2 separate regions of the Homo sapiens genome follow, and region 1 is linked to region 2. A link is an interaction called in ENCODE POLR2A ChIA-PET data of the cell type or tissue named here. Cell type or tissue: Caco-2. All regions are shown on one strand. Each heading gives the region's core, and the rest is flanking DNA. Links, peaks and the distances in the headings are about the cores only. Region 1 has its middle 14 kb from the start of CRNN. Region 2 holds the start of LINC00302 (long intergenic non-protein coding RNA 302).

What was found. ChIA-PET counts read pairs that join two places held together with the same protein. Peaks named below come from ENCODE experiments on the same cell type or tissue, not always from the same donor. Only the 100,000 strongest peaks of a DNase experiment are listed, where the experiment ranks them.
Region 1: POLR2A ChIA-PET joins it to region 2 with 9 read pairs; 1 of 35 experiments calls an interaction of 5 or more read pairs at or near these places.

What each region holds. Positions count from the first base shown.
Region 1 is chr1:152,394,979-152,405,078 of GRCh38, reverse strand. It overlaps the pseudogene HMGN3P1. Among named protein-coding and RNA genes, the nearest start is that of CRNN, 14 kb to the left of the region's middle. In Caco-2, for the core only: CTCF peaks have their summits at 5,807 (motif pointing left), 7,151 and 7,363; a DNase peak (open chromatin) is centred at 5,798.
Region 2 is chr1:152,649,305-152,659,404 of GRCh38, reverse strand. It overlaps LINC00302 (long intergenic non-protein coding RNA 302), which reads right to left and starts at 3,928. Exons shown (of 2, transcript NR_145430.1): 1 at 3,858-3,928; 2 at 2,601-3,094. It also overlaps the pseudogene LCEP3. In Caco-2, for the core only: a CTCF peak has its summit at 5,197 (motif pointing left); a DNase peak (open chromatin) is centred at 5,214.

The sequences.
Region 1 (10,100 bases), core at 1,463-9,462, 250 kb after region 2:
TAAAGCTTGTTTGTAATACTAGAAGCATAAACCAAAACTATACTAGTTTGAGATACCATTCTCACTATCAGCTTGACAAAAATCTACAAGTTTGAGAATAGATGATGATGAGGTAAAGCAGGCATTTTCACACCTTCTGGTGGGAATGCAAAATGAGCCTCAGTGGAGAGGAATTTGGTACAGTTCAGCAATACTACATGTGCCTGTTTTGTTCCTGCTGTTGCTTTGGTGTCTGAAGTAGTGCCTAGCATTCAATAATTATTTGTTAAAGGAATTGAATATCCTAATCTTTCCTGTCACATACATAAATTAACATAATCCCTACACAGACATGTGACTGTGGAAACATAGACATAATCAAGCTCATAGCAAATAAGAAAATGGAGTTTCTTTAGTGTTGTCAAAAGTTATGCAGTTAGAAAGAAAGAGGCAGAAATAGGACTAAACCCAGGTCCTCGGACTCTCAACTCAGTGTCAGGTCAAACCTCACAGATAAGAAAGGGCACCAGAGTGTATGAAGATCCATCCAAAGGGGCTGGGGAGGAAGCCGTAGAAAGTGGTCCTTCCACTTCTCACCTCCAGCCTTAACAGGAAGTCTGGCCATGAAAATATGGAGAAGACACCATCTCAGCATCCATGTTCCTAGGACCTTGCAAGAATAGGAAGATTATGAGTGACCATTCCTTTCAACAGTTAAGGTTTGACAGATGTGTCTATGACTCAAGAAGGATGTTCTCTCAAAGTAGTTCAGAGCCCAGAGGCCTAAGAGAGGGGCCCTAAACCCCTGTTTAAGCATTCATGTAACATTCAAGGCAACTAGGCTGCTCCATCTCAGGCCCACCCCCTCCATCTCCTGTAGGGACTTACTGGCCATCCTTGACTTTTAAAGTTTGCACATAGAGGCTTCTTTCAAAAAATGTGCACGTTATTTTAGACAAGAGGGAAAATTTGTGGAAAATACAGAGACTTGATGGGAATGAAGTATTTACACTTTCTGAGACAGACTCTATTTTGTTCAAAGGATAGAGTAATCATCCTTCCAAATCATATCAAACACATTAAAATGTACACACAGACCACTTAAATACAATTTTTGCTGACAATTTTTTGAAAAAAATTTTATAGTTTTGTTTTTGGAATTAGGACATAAGTTGTACATTTGCCTCATTTTAGCTATGACTTCTTTGCAACTACAGAGCACGTTTTTGAAAAAATATATACATTAAAATTGCTTAACAAGTAAGAATTTTTTATTACTACTAAATTTAACAATAAATGAGATTCACAGAGCTTTATATCTAGACATTTAAATTTAAATGTTTATAGATTTCCATTGCACATTTATTTTGGAGCTGACACACAGGTATACCTATGGAAAGATATCTACATTTTAAATATTTTAAACCTCAAATTGTCAGCAGGTGGCCATAACTATCCATGTTTTATTAAAATCACATAAAACCTAGGTACAAAAGCACCACTGATTATTGATCTAGAAAAACTGCATGAATTATAACAAACTGTCTCTCAGACCACAGTGCAATCAAACTAGAACTCAGGATTAAGAATCTCACTCAAAACCGCTCAACTACATGGAAACTGAACAACCTGCTCCTGAATGACTACTGGGTACATAACAAAATGAAGGCAGAAATAAAGATGTTCTTTGAAACCAATAAGAACAAAGACACAACATACCAGAATCTCTGGGACACATTCAAAGCAGTGTGTAGAGGGAAATTTATAGCACTAAATGCCCACAAGAGAAAGCAGGAAAGATCCAAAATTGACACACTAACATCACAATTAAAAGAACTAGAAAAGCAAGAGCAAACACATTCAAAAGCTAGCAGAAGGCAAGAAATAACTAAAATCAGAGCAGAACTGAAGGAAATAGAGACACAAAAAACCCTTCAAAAAATTAATGAATTCAGGAGCCGGTTTTTTGAAAGGATCAGCAAAATCGATAGACCACCAGCAAGACTAATAAAGAAGAAAAGAGAGAAGAATCAAATAGATGCAATAAGAAATGATAAAGGGGATATCACCACCAATCCCACAGAAATACAAACTACCATCAGAGAATACTACAAACACCTCTATGCAAATAAATTAGACAATCTAGAAGAAATGGATAAATTCCTCGACACATACACCCTCCCAAGACTAAACCAGGAAGAAGTTGAATCTCTAAATAGACCAATAACAGGCTCTGAAATTGTGGCAATAATCAATAGCTTACCAAAAAGAGTCCAGGACCAGATGGATTCACAGCCGAATTCTACCAGAGGTACAAGAAGGAACTGGTACCATTCCTTCTGAAACTATTCTAATCAATAGAAAAAGAGAGAATCCTCCCTAACTCATTTTATGAGGCCAGCATCATCCTGATACCAAAGCCAGGCAGAGACACAACCAAAAAAGAGAATTTTAGACCAATATCCTTGATGAACATTGATGCAAAAATCCTCAATAAAATACTGGCAAACCGAATCCAGCAGAGCATCAAAAAGCTTATCCACCATGATCAAGTGGGCTTCATCCCTGGGATGCAAGGCTGGTTCAATATACGCAAATCAATAAATGTAATCCAGCATCATATAAACAGACAAAAACCACATGATTATCTCAATAGATGCAGAAAAGGCCTTTGAACAAAATTCAACAACCCTTCATGCTAGAAACTCTCAATAAATTAGGTATTGATGGATATCTCAAAATAATAAGAGCTATCTATGACAAACCCACAGCCAATATCATACCAAATGGGCAAAAACTGGAAGCATTCCCTTTGAAAACTGGCACAAGACAGGGATGCCCTCTCTCATCACTCCTATTCAACATAGTGTTGGAAGTTCTGGCCAGGGCAATTAGGCAAGAGAAGGAAATAAAGGGTATTCAATTAGGAAAAGAGGAAGTCAAATTGACCCTGTTTGCAGATGACATGACTGTATATCTAGAAAACCCCATTGTCTCAGCCCAAAATCTCCTTAAGCTGATAAGCAACTTCAGCAAAGTCTCAGGATACAAAATCAATGTACAAAAATCACAAGCGTTCTTATATACCAATAACAGACAAACAGAGAGCCAAATCATGAGTGAACTCTCATTCACAATTGCTTCAAAGAGAATAAAATACCTAGGAATCCAATTCACAAGGGACGTGAAGGGCCTCTTCAAGGAGAACTACAAACAACTGCTCAATGAAATAAAAGAGGATACAAACAAATGGAAGAATATTCCATGCTCATGGGTAGGAAGAATGAATATCGTGAAAATGGCCATACTGCCCAAGGTAATTTATACATTCAATGCCATCCCCATCAAGCTACCAATGACTTTCTTCACAGAATTGGAAAAAACTACTTTAAAGTTCATATGGAACCAAAAAAGAGCCCGCATCGCCAAGTCAATCCTAAGCCAAAAGAACAAAGCTGGAGGCATCATGCTACCTGACTTCAAACTCTACTACAAGGCTACAGTAACCAAAACAGCATGGTACTGGTAACAAAACAGAGATATAGATCAATGGAACAGAACAGAGCCCTCAGAAATAACACCACATATCTACAACTATATGATCTTTGACAAAGCTGAGAAAAACAAGCAATGGGGAAAGGATTCCCTATTTAATAAATGGTGCTGGGAAAACTGGCTAGCCATAAGTAGAAAGCTGAAACTGGATCCCTTCCTTATACCTTATACAAAAATTAATTCAAGATGGATTAAAAACTTAAACGTTAGACCTACAACCATAAAAACCCTAGAAGAAAACCTAGGCATTACCATTCAGGACATAGGCATGGGCAAGGACTTCATGTCTAAAACACCAAAAGCAATGGCAACAAAAGCCAACATTGACAAATGGGATCTAATTAAACTAAAGAGCTTCTGCACAGCAAAAGAAACTACCATCAGAGTGAACAGGCAACCTACAAAATGGGAGAAAATTTTCACAACCTACTCATCTGACAAAGGGCTAATATCCAGAATCTACAATGAACTCAAACAAATTTACAAGAAAAAAAAATGACCCCATCAAAAAGTGGGCGAAGGACATGAACAGACACTTCTCAAAAGAAGACATTTATGAGCCAAAAAACACATGAAAAAATGCTCACCATCACAGGCCATCAGAGAAATGCAGATCAAAACCACAATGAGATACCATCTCACACCAGTTAGAATGGCAATCATTAAAAAGTCAGGAAACAACAGGTGCTGGAGAGGATGTGGAGAAATAGGAACACTTTTACACTGCTGGTGGGACTGTAAACTAGTTCAACCATTGTGGAAGTCAGTGTGGCGATTCCTCAGGGATCTAGAACTAGAAATACCGTTTGACCCAGCCATCCCATTACTGGGTATATACCCAAAGGACTATAAATCATGCTGCTGTAAAGATACATGCACACGTATATTTATTGCGGCACTATTCACAATAGCAAAGACTTGGAACCAACCCAAATGTCCAACAATGATAGACTAGATTAAGAAAATGTGGCACATATACACCATGGAATACTATGCAGCCATAAAAAATGATGAGTTCATGTCCTTTGTAGGGACATGGGTGAAATTGGAAATCATCATTCTCAGTAAACTATCTCAAGAACAAAAAACCAAACACCGCATATTCTCACTCATAGGTGGGAACTGAACAATGAGAACACATGGACACAGGAAGGGGAACATCACACTCTGGGGACTGTTGTGGGGTGGGGGGAGTGGGGAGGGATAGCTTTAGGAGATATACCTAATGCTAAATGACGAGTTAATGGGTGCAGCACACCAGCATGGCACATGTATACATATGTAACTAACCTGCACATTGTGCACATGTACCCTAAAACTTAAAGTATAATAATAATAAAATAAAAGAAAAAGAAAAACTGCATGAAAAACTCAAATATGCACAGTAAAAACACCACAGTATACACAGGACTAAATTTTAAAGCAAGTGCATGGAATGCTGAATCAATCTTACACACAGTTTCCAATATTAAACTGATATTTATTTTACTTGAGGATGATGGAAATGTCCAAAAAGCATGATTATGAGAGGGTAAAATGTCCATCCTTACATATTTTTGTATGCCAACTAGTAGAGTCCTAAAAAATTAGCATTTAGAAAATACTTAGTAAAAACAGCTTTTAAAAGTTCACCTAAGAGATACATAAAATTAACCTGTTTTTCATGACAATTTATTCTCCCTGGTTATCTCCAGATTCAGTTTTCTGTGCCTCTTCAGCTTTAGTTTCATCATTTTCAGCTGGTGCAGTACCTTCCTTTCCAGCTTCCTACTTTTCCTTTCTTCTCTTTAGCACCTCTGCTAACCTTTGCTCCAGGTTCTTTCTTAGCAGATGTTTTTCTTGGTTTGGGTCCAGGTTTTGGTGGAGGAGGTTTTGCTGACAATCTGGGAGACCATCTTGTGGGCTCCTGTTTAGTTACTTTGGAGCCATCTTTGCCCTCTGTATTCTCTGGAGACTTTCTCTTCTGCATAGTGGCTATGTCGGTGTAGCAAAAAGTAAAGCAACGGGCTGGAACTGCTGGCGCCACCTCTGGATGCTGCCTCTGCCGCTGCAGCTGCTCACGCACAGGGCATGGCATAGCCCCTATCTATTTATTTTTGATTCAAATATTTTTGTTGGCTCTTGCAGAGCTCATAAGTCCCAGTCACATTGGATTGGTCATAGTGTGTAAAATGGCCCTGTCCTCAGGGACACTCAGGGCTGAAGACTCACTACAAAGGCCCAGAAAACCTCTTTCACCAGGTAGCTTCCCAGTCTGCATAGACAGCAAGTATACTGTGCTGCTGTCCCCTGGTGGCAGTTACGACTAATACCTGTAAAGGAGCTCTGGTAGTAAATGTGATTTTGCTGGAATAGGAAGGAAGGTGGCATCAGACGTGGGAATGGGCTCAGTGGTGTGGTCTTGGGCACAGCAGCACCCAGAGTAAGTGGCCCTGAACCCTCACTAGTGAAGCTACCAGTAGTGAGAGCAGCCCCAGGCTGCTCTGAGCCTTGGGGCTGAGTGTGTGTGTGTGTGCATGCGTGTGTGTGTGTGTGTTTAAGGAGTGCCCTTCATGGAGCCACTCCTACTGGCAACTGTCTTCCAGCAACTATACATCTACATCATTTCCAGGGCCTTGGCACACTGTGTGAGGATGTCCTGATTATCCCACCTGGGAAAGCACATTTCTGGAGCAGTCCCTACAGAGAGGCAGGGAGGTCAACATCCTGTGGCTCTCCCTCCTCAAGGCAGAAAGTGATGGTCTGTGCACTTCTCCTAGGAGCCCTGAGACCAAGGCTATAGCCTGCTGTTGTCCTGGTCACTCACAGAAGGCTGTGGATTCAACTCCCAGGACTGATGTAGGCCACCACTCAGCTCTGTGTGACACGTCCTCAGTGTTCCCCATTTATCCACGAGCTACAAATAATTAATAAATGATGATTCCCTTGGCCACATCTTTAGAAAGTAAGCAGAGTTCGGGCTGGAATGAGCACATCCTATTCTTACCTACTTCCATTCAATGGAGGGAAAAAAAGCTAAGAAACTAAAGCAGCCGAATGGCTTTGCCCCTAGGGTCTGCATGAGTGGTGAGAGGCTTACAGATCCACAAGGCCCAGTTCTTTTAGAGGGGATGAGGGTGAGGGTGTGGGCCTGTTGGAACAGACAAGGCTAAACTTTCAAGGCAGCATCACCTCCTATCCATCATGGCTGAAAGGGGCCTCTGGACCTTCTTTTCACAGCACTAAACACCCTCCAGGGGAGAGGCTCCCCATTCCATGGTACTATCGGGTGGTTATGAGCCCATGGCTCTGGGTGAAATGCAGAGAAGACACTGGTTCTGGTTTATCTAGGGATTCTCTGGAAAAGAGCTGATACTAGAAAGTGACAAAAAGAGGAATACTTTTTGGAGAGGTGTCCTGGGTGGCAACATAGTAACATGTACTTTTGGAATTCTCTGGTGTTCTGTTTAGAAAAGAAAAGTAAATCAGTTAGGTAACCAGAGAGCCAGGTGGTGTACCAGACCCAGGATTTTTGTGTTTGTTTTGGATTTTTTTTCCTCTTATTTTTAGTTGATACATAATAATTGTACATATTTATGGGGTATAGAGTAATATTCTGATACATATACACAATGCATAATGATCAAATTAGGGTAATTAGCATATCCATCACCTCAAACAATTGTCACTTATTTGTGTTAGGAACATTCAGAATCCTCCCTTCTAGCTTTTAGAACATAGACAATAAATTATCGTTGACTATATTCACCATACAATGCTATAGAACAAGGGTACCCAAGTCCATGGTTTGTTAGGAAACAGGCCACACAGCAGGAGGTGAGCGGCAGCAGAGTGAGCATTACCGCCAGAGCTCTGCCTCCTGTCGAACACTATTGTGAACTGCACATGCAAGGGATCTAGTTTGCATGATCCTTATGAGAAGCTAAGACCTGATGATCTGAGGTGGAACAGTTTCATCCCTAAACCATCCCCTCAGCCCTTGGGGACCTTGGAAAAATTGTCTTCCACAAACCAGTCCCTGGTGCCAAAATGCCGGAGCCTGCTACTGTGGAACATTAGAATTCACTCCTCCTATCTAGCTGTAATTTTGTATCTGTTAGGCAACCTCTCCCAATCCTCCCCTCCCCTCTACTCTTTCCAACCTCTAATGCCCCCAATTCTACTCTCTACTTCCATGGGATCAATTTATTTTTACCCCCACATGCGAAAAAGAACACGTGGTCTTTATCTTTCTGTTCCTGACATTTCACTTAATGTAATGTCCTCCAGGCTCATCCATGTTGCTGTGAATGACAGGATTTCATTCTTTTTTAGACTGAATAGTATTTCATTTTGTATATACACACATGGTCATTATCCATTCATTTGTTGATGGACATTTAGGTTGATTCCATGTCTTGGCTACTGTGAATAGTGTGGCAAAAAACATGCAGTTGCAGGTATCCCTTTGATATACTGATTTCCTTTTCTTTAGATACATCCCGGGTAGTGGGACTGCTGAATTATATGGTAGTTCTATTTTTAGTTTTTTGAGAAAACTTCGTACTGTTTTACATAATGGTTGTACTAATTTACATTCCCACCAACAGTGTATAAGAGTTCCCTTTTTTCCACATCCTCACCAGCACTTGTTATTTTTTGTCTAACAGTCCTTTTAACTGGGGTAAAATGATATCTCATTGTGGTTTTGATTTTCATTTCCCTAATGACTAGTGATGTTGGGCATTTTTTCATATAGCTGTTAGCCATTTGTCTGTCTCCTTTTGAGGAATGTCTATTCAGATCCTTTGCCCATTTTTAATAGGATTATTTGTTGTTGAGTTGAGTTCCTTGTATGCTTTGGATATTAGTCCCCTATCAGTGAATAGTTTGCAAATATTTTCTCCCCTTCTACACGTTGTCTTTTTACTCTTTTGTTTCCTTTGCTGCGCGGAAGCTTTTTAGTTTAACATAGTGCCATTTGCCTATTTTTGATTTAGTTGCTTGTCCTTTTGAAGTCTTAGCCATAAAATCTTTGTTCAGACCAATGTCCTGAAATATTTTCCCTGTTTTCTTTCAGTAGTTTTATAGCTTTGAGTTTTATGTTTAAGTCTTTAATCCAGTTTGAGTTGATTTTCATATACGGTAAAAGATAGGGGTCTAGTTTCAGTCTTCTGTAAATGGTTATCCAGGTTTCCCAGCACTATTTATGGAAGAGGGTGTCCTTTCCCTAGTGTATGTTCTTGGTAACTTTGCTGAAAAATCAACTGGCTGTAAATATGTAAACTTATCTCTGAGTTCACTGTTCTATTCCATTGGTCTATGTCCAACCCAAGGTTTTCTCAGGCTTTGTATAATTTTGTACTGAGCAAGCAGGAACTCAGTCAATGCATATTTTTAAATTTCCTAAATAAAGAAATACAAATCCTTTTTTAAAGTAAGAAAAATTAGCTATGAACCATCATATATTTATCACAGAGAAATCAAAAAAGACACAAGCAAAGAGATTAATATTTTAAAAAACCAATACCAGAAATAACCACTGTTATTTAATTCCTCTAGACCCTCTTCTATAGGCAAATTACCATACAGACATCTATATGAAAGTGTATGTCTATATGTGCAAATTTATATGTAAATTATATCTATAAATTGTATATCTATATGCAAAACATACACAATATAGACCTTTTGCAAACTATATATGCATATACACCTATATACTATACAAATATGTATGATTGTGGAATAGCTTCTATGGACTATTTTCAGTGATTTAGGGCAGCCCATGTTAGTAAAGTTTGGTGGTTAGGACTGTGTGCTTGGGAGCAAGTTTACCTAAGTTCAAACCTCGGCTGTGTACCTTAGAAGAGATGTGTCCTTGATCAAGGCACATGCGTTAATTATCTCATCTCTAAAGTGGAGAAAATAATGGTATTTCCTCACAGGTAGTTGTGAGAATAGCTAAATCCATATATTTATTTAAAAGTGCCTGACACATGGCAGGGTAAGCCCTCAACAAGTCTTTTTTTTTTTCATCAACTTTCATTTCCTGGGGTACATGTGCAGGATGTGCAGATTTGTTACACAGGTAAGCATGTGCCATGGTGATTTGCTGCACAGATCAACCCATCACCTAGGTATTAAACCCCAGCATCCATTAGTAATTCTTCCTGATGCTATCCCTCCCTGCTCTGCCAGACCCCAGTGTGTGTTGTTCCCCTCTATGTGTCCATGTGTTCTCATCATTTAGCTCCCACTTATAAGTGAGAACATGTGGCATTTGATTTTCTGTTCCTGCATCAGTTTGCTGAGGATAATGGCTTCCTGCTCCATCCATGTCCCTGCAAAGGACATGATCTCCTTCCTTCCATCTTATGACTGCATAATATTCCAGGGTGTTATGTACTAACATTTTCTTTATCCAGTCTATCAAAGAAACTATCATCGGAGTGAATAGAAAACCTACAGAGGGGGTGAAAAATTTTGCAATCTATCCATCTGACAAAGGTCTAATATCCAGAGTCTACAGGGAACTTAAACATACTTACTAGAAGAAAACAAACAACCCCACTAAAAAGTGGACA
Region 2 (10,100 bases), core at 1,320-9,319:
ACTCTTCTTACATTTGTTAACAGCCCTTAAATCAGCATATAGCATATGATTGGTGGCATGTAATAGTTGAATTTGCAACATTTTTCTCTTTCCTTATGATGCATGAAATAAGGGTGCCCCTTACAACTGATACCCTCTTAAAGCTCATGAAATACAGTAGGTAGGAATTGGGTCTGTAGATATGAAATGAAATGATGAGAGACCGAAATTGACATTGATTTAGCATTAGTTCTGTTTTCAGGAATGTCACTTCTAACACTTTTAACTTGGGGTAATATGTTTCTTTACAGGTACTAATTAGATACTAATGTATTTTATAAACTGTCTGCCAGCACACCGTGAATAGGTTTAAAAGGGCAAAATTATTCCTGTCCTGGCTCTAATTTATCTGACTTATTATTCAATTCACTTTCAAACTCAGATACCTTGACAAAACACCGCCAGCAATGCCAATGCCTTTGAAGGGCCCTCCGCAGTGCCACTCCAGTGCACAGCCCATGTTCACCTCCAGTTCTTCCTGTGTGACTGACCCCTGCATGGGAAGCAGCTCCAGCTACTGTGCAGTGTCAGCAGCCTTGTTTGTGCTGTACTGACTATACCTCTGTGGAACCAAAGTGCGAAGTGCAAAGACCAAGGGCCTCCCCAGCTGAATGCTGTGCTCCCTCTCTCCAGTCCTCCTGGTTTTATGCAATATCTATGCACTTACTTCTCAATCAAAACCAAGACAGAACCCATCATTTTTCATGACCCAGAGAGCACTATTTATAGACTATCATGGGATAAAACTATGTTAATTACATATGATCACTACACACACACACCAACACCCTCACTGCCTATGTCCATTTATATCCAGTATTTCTATCTTCTTAATCACTGGAATTAGAAGAATTTCAGTGTTAGATGAATAGGTCACATTAATTAAATATTATAATTGTAATCACTGCATATCTATGCCTTGGGATTTCCGAGAGCAAGGAACTATTTTTCAAAGATTCTGGCTGAGCAAATTAGGTAATCATTAAGCAGGTCTTACAAGAGTAAATGAGAGAAGGATATGATCAGGTGAATTAAAAAAAAAAACAGAACATCTCTAAAGAGAAAACAATTTGAGGATTTCCTGGACTGTCCTCCATTAGTAAGCTCAAAAATCAGAGTTCATTAATTCACTCTCACATACACTCAGCAAGTATTGTTGACTATGTGGTCAACTCTGGAGATACAACATGACGTGAAGGAAATATAATCTCTCCCCACTGTGACTGTGTTTCAATGTAGAGACAGAAGCTTGACAAATAAAAGAAAATATATAATTACTAATTATAAATAGTTCTCAACTTACCATCGTAAGTTCAACTTAGGATTTTTCAACTTTATTATTTCGGTAGAAATTATACTTGGGATTTTGAATTTTGATATTTTCCAAAGCTAGCAATACATCCTATAAATGAAAGTCTGTGTTGATGCCTGGCATGCTGCTGCAGCTCCCAGTCAACTATGGGGTTGCAAGAGTAAACAGTCAATACTCTATGGTGTACGCTGTTGCCAGATGATCTTGCTCAACTATTGGCTAATGTAAGTGTTCTAAGCCTGTTTAAGGAAGGCTAGGCTAAGCTATGATGTTTGGTAGGTTAGTTATATTAAGTGTGTTTTTGGCTTAGGATATTTTCAACTCGCCATAGGTTTATCTGGACATAAACCCATCATAAGTTGAGGAACATCTGTATAGGCATTCAGGTGGGTGGAACTATCCCACTGCAGGTTTTCAAATGTTGCTAGGAATTCCCATTGAGACCTAACCTTATTTCTCAAGGCCTTTCCTAACTGACTATTCTGGAGGTCCAACAGAGGTGAGTACTAAGATTGCTTAATAGCTCTCCACCACATCAATCAGAAGGGTCTGTAGGCTGGAGAAACTGTAAGCTGGATGTCTTTGAGACATCCCCACCCCGAGGCTGTAAGAGTGAAAAGGACAAGGAAGAACCACATAGGCATCCTCTCCGGCTCACTGCACATTTGGAAATGGGCTTCTATTTTGATGTGTGGTTGTCAAGAGGGCTTAATTCAATTAGCTTTACCTGTGCATGAGAAGGAACAAAGAATCAGAGCAGGGGATAATATGCTTCCTTCATTTGGACTCAGGGAAACCATGGCATTCCTCTGCAGAAATCCTCTTTTATGTAACAGCTAGCTCCGCCACAGAGACTGAGCACAAAATTATACATTTATCTCATATTTTATCGTAAGAGCATTTAGGAAACAATGTCTTTTATATGCAAGGACATTTTCTTTCATAGTCACCTAAAAGACAATTATTTAAAGGAATATTTTGAACATATTATAGTAATATTTTCCCCGATACACCATTATATCCTTAATTTATTTATTTCAACAGTGTGTTCATATTTTAGGTTATTTATTTCATCTTATTTTATTTATTAAAACAAAGCATTTATGTATTTTTAAAAGTTAATTTATGTTGGAGGGTTGATTTTTCTTCTATTCATCCAAAGTTAGGAACCTTAGCAGTGTATTCAGGAAGAAGAAATGGGAATTGGTAAGTAGATGGAAACATAAAATATTTAAAAATAGAAGCAAGGAAACTTGAAAATATTTATTGTGGCAAAGCAGCTTGTTCAGAGCAATCACATCCAAACTTCAAGAGAGCAAATTTTTGAGCCCAGCCCCAAGCCACTGTGCCAATGGCTGCTTCTGAGACACACCTCAGGCATAGCAATGCTCTGAGGCAAGAGCTCTTGAAGGTATGAAAGGCACTGATGAACGAGATGCATGAGACTGGTGCAGGTTGTTGGTGTTTCGGTTACTCAGGTGATGCTCAAAGTCCTGGTAGCAGCAGCCCCAAAGCAATAGCTGGAGCTCTGATGCCAACATCAGCTGAAGCCACAGCAGCCCCAAAGCTAGGCCCACAGCAGTCCCAGAGCTAGGCCCACAGCAGGAAGAGACTTGAACAGGGCACCTTAGGAGGGCTCTTAGGGGGACATTTTGGGGGGCACTTGGTAGTGGGCCCTTTAAGAGGAGGCTGGCACAGCTGCTGGGTTTGCTGGCAGGACATCTTTGTGGGAGTTCAGTCAACCTAAAAGCCAATAGAGGTGTTTTATAGACTTGTTAAATCTTAGATCATTGTTTCCTCCTTTGGAATCTACCCTGGGGCTGCTGACATATTGAACAAATCATAACCCCCCACCCTCCCCCACACACACACAGTCAAGCCAAAGCCTCCATCTTGTTCATTTCTCTGTCTCTAAGATATGGCACAGTTCTTGTCACATAGATGATGTCCAATAAATGTAGATTTCCCCCTGAAATGGAAGCACCACAAGAGCAGGGATTATCCTCCCCTCTTTTGCATACTTCTATATTCCAATGTCTAGAATAACACCAGGTAATTAGTAGGAGCTCAATAAATAGCTGGTGATATAGGAATAATATATGAATGAATAAATAAAGGAGAAAAGAAAGGTAGCCAAGAAGGGAGGGAGGAAGAGATTGGGGAAGGGAAGGAGGGAGGGAATTATATCTGAGGTAGAGGAAAGGATACCAGTTGGCATTTCATGGTAATATTGGGTATTGCCATTTTCTCTGTGTGCCTCTGCCATCTTCTCTAAGCATCTAGAAATGGATCTATGAGATGTGAATAGCGTGGAATAATCCCTCCCCAGCCAGCTGACTCAGTTGCCAGAAGCCAGATATTGGCAAGAATTTGGATTGGCTAATCCCTCTAATTCCCAGGGACTCTTAATTCCCAGGCTGGATCTTCCTAGGCCAACATCTCTCCTCCTATTACCCTCTTTTTTCCTGTCTTTCCTTTCCCCCTGTGATTTTCAACAGCTACTTACCCTTTCAGTTGTGCTCTGTCTAGGTTCCAAAAGATCCACTCACCCTGGTCAGACCCAGGTGTGGAGCAGGCAGTCCCCAGGGTGTCAGGGCAGATGAGAAGCGGGGTCCTGACACACATTTTATAGGCAGGCACTCGCCTGACTGGGCCTTAGTGAGCCATGGTTCTGGGTGGAGCAGGAAGTGGTTCCTCCCATACTGGGGCATCTGCAGGGTAATTCCTGACATTTCCCTCCCTGTCTCTTCAATCCATCCTTCCCAGGGAGATACTGAGTTACTCTTCTGAAGCTAGAGAACGAAATCTCATCAAAGTATATTATTTCCTAGGCTGGGACTCCATAAAGCGGCATAGGATTCCTGACCCTTGAGACAAGAATCTGGTTTCTCAAGACTCTATGGTCCTGTTCCTTCTTGGAAATAAATAAATAAGTTTCCTTTCTTCCTAATTCAGTCTGTGATCCAGCTTCTCACTCTCTTTCTCTTTTCAAAAACATATATTAACTGTAACTTTTTAAAGAGGATTCTTTTTTTAAATGTTTTTTCAAAATAAGGGATCCTATTGCATTCATTGAATGTCGGTGTTCTCCCTGTCTATCAAAGTTCTTCTGTAAGAACTGGATACTTACACTCTTTCCCTTCACAAAGTCTTCCCAATTTTAAGAAACTATGTTTTACTCTTACATTTTACTTAAACATTTGACATTTCAATGACTTTCTGCTAGCAAGAAATAGTATAAATATCTACGATTTCTTAAAACGTCAGGTACAATTGCTTTTGAACTATATAGACCTATTTTCACTTTATAAGTCACATTTTTCTGCCAGTAAAATTGTTACAAGTTCGCAAAATGAAATAAGTACATTATTATTTCAGGATATTCTTTTTGTCCATCAGTTCCTCCATGTTAACCTATTAGAGATTTGTATCAGTCTGTGTCCATTCAGGAAAACAGAAACACTCCTTATTTTGACAGAAACAATAAGCATTGGATTAAACAGGTGTTAGAGGATTGAAAAGGCAAATATGGAGAATTCTAGCATCACGCGGAACAGCTATTGCCACACTAAGGATAGGGAACAAGGGAAAGGAGATGGACTTCTTGAAACCTAGGAATTTAGAGGAGAGACCTGCAGAGCGAGAACCCAAGCTTCTGAGGTGGGACACTGGCTAGTGGGGCCGGTGCTTCTGAGGAAAGGAGAAGAGGATAGTTCTGGAAGTGTGGAGAAAACTGGGAACAGGAACCAACTGCTGCTGCCAGATTAAAAAAAAAAAAAAAAAAAATCTATAGGGTGACACTTACAGGCCTTTCTTTCTCTCCTGACTTCTGCGTCTCTTGCGCCCCCTAGTGACAAAACCTAATAGAGGACTGCCCGCGAAGTAGAACCACGGTTGCAAAGCCCAGGCCAGCATCACGAAGTAGAGCCCAGAAGGGTAGGTTTGGAGCTGACAGACAAGAGTTTATCAGTCCACAGAGAGCTGCTGGGGTAGATGGAGAAAATAGAGAAGCATGTTTCAAGCAGGGATGCGTGCATGATTCCACACTTTAAAAGTGCAACTAAAGTCAGTAAATGCAGAGTAAGTAGATCTATATGACTCCAGTTGAGGGTTTGCATTGCTGAAAAATGGAAGGAGGAAGACTATATTTAAAAGCCAAGTTGTAGTCAGCAGATGAAGTTGAAAATTAGGAGAAAATTTTTTATTTAATTGACTTCCTTCTATCAGTAGCAAGGAGACAGTGCAAGCTTTTGTGCAAGGCTCAAAGTGTTTAGGGTCCAACAGCAGACTGGGAATTTAAAAAAAAGTCCTCTAGCTCTGGCTTTGCCTGCATTTTCATTTGTGACTTGGGATCAGTCATTTCACCTCTGTGAGCATCAGTTTCTCTGTCTAAGGTCCATCTGACTTTAAAAATGTAATGGCAATATAATGAAAGCAGTTTTATGTTTTTTTTTAAAGTGCTTATCTGTAGCTCAAGCAAGGAGAAGAAGCACGATTATTCTCATATATTTTCTTTTTTAAGAGATATTGTTATGTCACCTAGGCTGGTCTCAAACTCCTGGTCTCAAGCAATCCTCCCACCTCAGCCTCCTGAGTAGCTGGGACTACAGGCACATACCACCACGCCTGGCTCTAATAGATTTTAAAATGTCTTTTGATAACAAAAAATTTCATAAAATTCTAGTGTCAGTCAAAATGAAGAAAAAGAAAAAATAACCTAAACTTGTGAGTTCCAGTTCAAGAAGGCTGACTGAACACATGCTGCAGACTTTTGCTAATTACTGTTTAGTGGAATAAGAATATTCTCTTTGATTACAGGTTTTCAGAGGTCTGTATTGAGAACGGTATTAAAGTTTGTTAAATTTTTTTCTACATCTATTGAGATGATCTTTTTGTTTTTTCTTTAATCTGTAAATGCACTGATTATATTGGTAGATTTTCTAATTACAAAACATACCTTCCCTTGCAAACTTTCCTCATTAGATAAGATGAAATAGTTATTGAGAGACCAGTTCTCCTAACTAACATAACTATAAAACTCAGATTAAACCAGAAATTGTGTTTTGGAAGGCAGCAGAGAAGTGCTGCAGCAGTGTGAACTGGAGGAGCTAAGACTCCAGGGAGAGGAGCTGACTTCTGCAACCACTTTTAATCCTGAGAGTATTTGTCAATTCTGGGCAGGTAAAACACTAAGAATCCAGATTTTAAGCATGGAAAGAACATAGCTGGGAGACAAAGAAATCAACTGAGCCTGTAGCAGAGACATGGGGGCCCTCAAGTGCACACCTAGTTTTCCCCTAAGGTATTTGACAAGTTCAGGGATATGTAGGACAATAAGCTAAAACCTAAGTGGGAAGTCTCTAGAACGCTGCAAAGCTTTTTATGGTTGATGAGACTAAGATTAGAGTTCAGGAATATATCTGTTAACTATGGCCTCAATTATAGTGCACAACGACAACGTAATAAACAAAATGCATAGAACAATTATTTATTTAGCTTGTGAGAGTGCAGGTCTTCAGGGTGATGGAGGTCAAATGTGACCTAGGCTGGGCTCAGCTGGGTGGTTCAGCTCTGCTCCACGGGTCTTTCATTCCTCCTTTTGGGTCCTGTAGGCTATCTTGGACATGTTTTCCTTGTGGGCATGGGATACCATCACTGCTCCGTTATTCTATTGACCAAAGAAAGCCAGAAGGCCAAACTCGAGGTCAAGGGATTAGGAAATATATTTTGCTCCTCAGTGAGGGGAACTGCAAAGTCACAATGCATAAGGGCATGAATACTGGCAACAATGCAATCTATCTCTACCATGGGAAACCAAGGGAGGGGAGGCATCACCAAATACTTCAGGCAAATTCTAGATTTATTGAAGACTTGAAAGGAGAAGAAAAGCGTATATCTTTATTCAGAAAAAATAAAAGCAAATATATATTATGTTATCTGAGTGAAAAAATAATTTAAATATTTAAAATTGAGGAAAACATAAATGTGTATACCCAGAAAACAATGAAATAAAATGAGATGGCACACAATATGAAAAATTTTACCATAAATAAAGCAAAAATGTATATGAGTGAAAACTAATTGTGAACAAATGAACTTTGATGTGTATGCATAGTTAGTCTAAATGAAGAATGGAAATGAGCAATATAAGTCCTCTGTTAAGATTCTTAAAATATAAAGAGCATACTTCAGGGGAAATTTTGGCAGTCAACATGCATGTACTACCTAGATTATCTCTTGTCCCTTTTTACTGCTCTTGTGCACACTGCCCACCCCAACCCCCACCTTCTGTTGTTTTCTCACCTTCAACAGCCAGTACCTGCAGCTCTTCATCAGTATCTAGGCTGCCCTTGAGTTCTGGAGCCACTTTGCCCATACATGCAGAGAGCTGGAAGTACTAGGGATGTCCAGGTGGGCAGGTTCTAAATTCCCTTAGTTTTCTCCCATCTGAGAATGTCTCTATATCACCTTCATTGTTGAAAGACAGAAAATTATTTGCTGCATGTAAATATCTGGTTGACAATTGTCATTTTTGTTGTTTTCCTTCAGTACTTTAAAAATGATAAGCTACTTTCTTCTGGCCTCTGTGATTTCTGATAAGAAATCTGCAATGATTTGAATCTTTGCTCCTGTTTTAGTGATGCATCATTTTTTCTGGCTGTTTTCAAGATTACTCCTGTGTCTTTAGTTTTCAGCTGATGTTATCAGGGTTTTTTGAGCTTAGCTTGGGATCACTCTTGGTGATTTCATGAGTTTTGGGTTCACTCTGATTCTTGAAACTGTATGTTTATTTCTTTTACTAAACTTGAAAAGTTTCAACTATTATTTCTTCACACATTTTTTTCAGTTCTACACTCATTCTTCTGTCTTTCTGGGATTTCAATGACATAAATGATAGATTTTGTTATTGTCTCACAGATCCCTGATGCTCTGCTAATTTCTTGTTTGTTTTTCTCTCTGTTGTTTAGATTAGATTATTTCTCCTGATCCATTTTCAAGTCTACTGACTCTTTCTTTGTCATCTCCTTCTGCTATTAAATTTATCCAGTGGCTTTTTGAAAATTTAATTATTGCATTTTTTAGTGTTAACATTTCTATTTGGTTCTTCTTTATATTATTATCTTTGCTGAGACTTTTTATTTTAACATTATTTCAATAGTGTTTATAATTGCTCATTTGAGCATTCATATAATAGCTGCTTTAAAGTCTTTGCCAGATAATTTCAATATTTGTGTTATCTGAGCATTGGTTTCTGTTTATTGTTTCTTCCTATGCGAGTGACATTTTCGTGGTTCTTCTTTTGTAAAGTAATTGTTTGTATGCTGGATATTTTTAACATTCTAAACAAGACTCTGGATCTTGTTTAAATTTGATGGAAAATGTTGATGTTTTCATTTTAATGGGCAACCTTCCATGTAAAACTATTCCAATTATCAATTAAGTTTTTGAGGTTTTTGTAGTGCTGTTCATAACTGTCCAGAGTGAGTGCCAACCAGCATCAGCCTGAGATCTGGGAAGTAGAACCTCTATTAATAAGTTATCACTTTTTTGTCTGCTAATGAGGATCAGAGCCTTGCACGTGTGTCCTCACAGCAAACTCTGGAATTCATAAACAATTTTATGGGGTCTCTTTCCTGAGCTTCTGTCTCTCTCTCTGCAATCTCCTCAGTACTTTCAGGTTCAGCGAGGCTCACCTTCATGGTCTTCTTGCCAGAAATTGAGCCTCTAGTTACCCTTCTCTCCACACATTTATATGACTAGGCCCATGTCTAGGACCAAGAATTGGGAAGACAGTGAGAGAAAGAAAGCAATAGGGGTTGGCCCCACCCTTTTGGGATTACAGCTCCATGAAATGGAGAAGTAGTTCCTCTTCTCACATTTTATACTCCTGCTAGCTCCCTTATCAGCTGTTGTCACTGCCATCCACCATGGAGTTGCCTGAGATATGGGGTATGAAAGAACAAGGAGATTGAAATGGGGGACTTCCACATCTTCTATGGGCTTACCCTTTTGCTCCTCAAGCCAGAACTAGCTGACTTCTTCAAAAACTCTGTATGTGCCCCCACAGCTCTCATTTCCAGGTTTCCACCTGCATTAAGTTCAGGCCAGGAGAAACCAAAGGAGGAAAAGTGAAGCTATGCACCTTTTCAGTTCTACTTTTTTAATTCTCATGTCCTTCCCCTATCTGTCTGCTGCTATTTCTAGCTCCCAACTAGCTAGTTCCTGTCAGTCTTCCCAGGTTTTATAGTTGCATTGAGTGGAAGAAAGAGAATTTTACTCCATACATAGATAAAAGTCTCTGAATTATAATGTGAAGTATTTATTCTAATTCATTGTCTTTCTTTCCTTCTTCAGGTATACAAATTATATGTAAGTTAGATCTCCATTGTCTGTCTTCTATATTCATTACCTTCTGTCTTATCCTTTAGGGGTTTTTGTTGTTGTTATTCTTTTATATTTTCTAACTTGTGTGTCCCTTACTGTACATTTAGTTGTATTTATTATTCCTTGGATATCTCATAAGGAGTTTTGTATTTTGATTCAATTTCTTTTTTCTTGTCTTTTGATTCAACTTCTTTTCATATTCAGTATATTTATAATACTTTTTTTAAAAAAGTATTGGTCAGGGGCAAAAAGTGCTGATGAATTAAGAATTTACTTCATAGAACATCAAAGAATCTTATGTATTCATTTTAAACAATGGTGAATTATTTCTAATACCTCTGATGTTAGTGGAATCTTTTTAAAT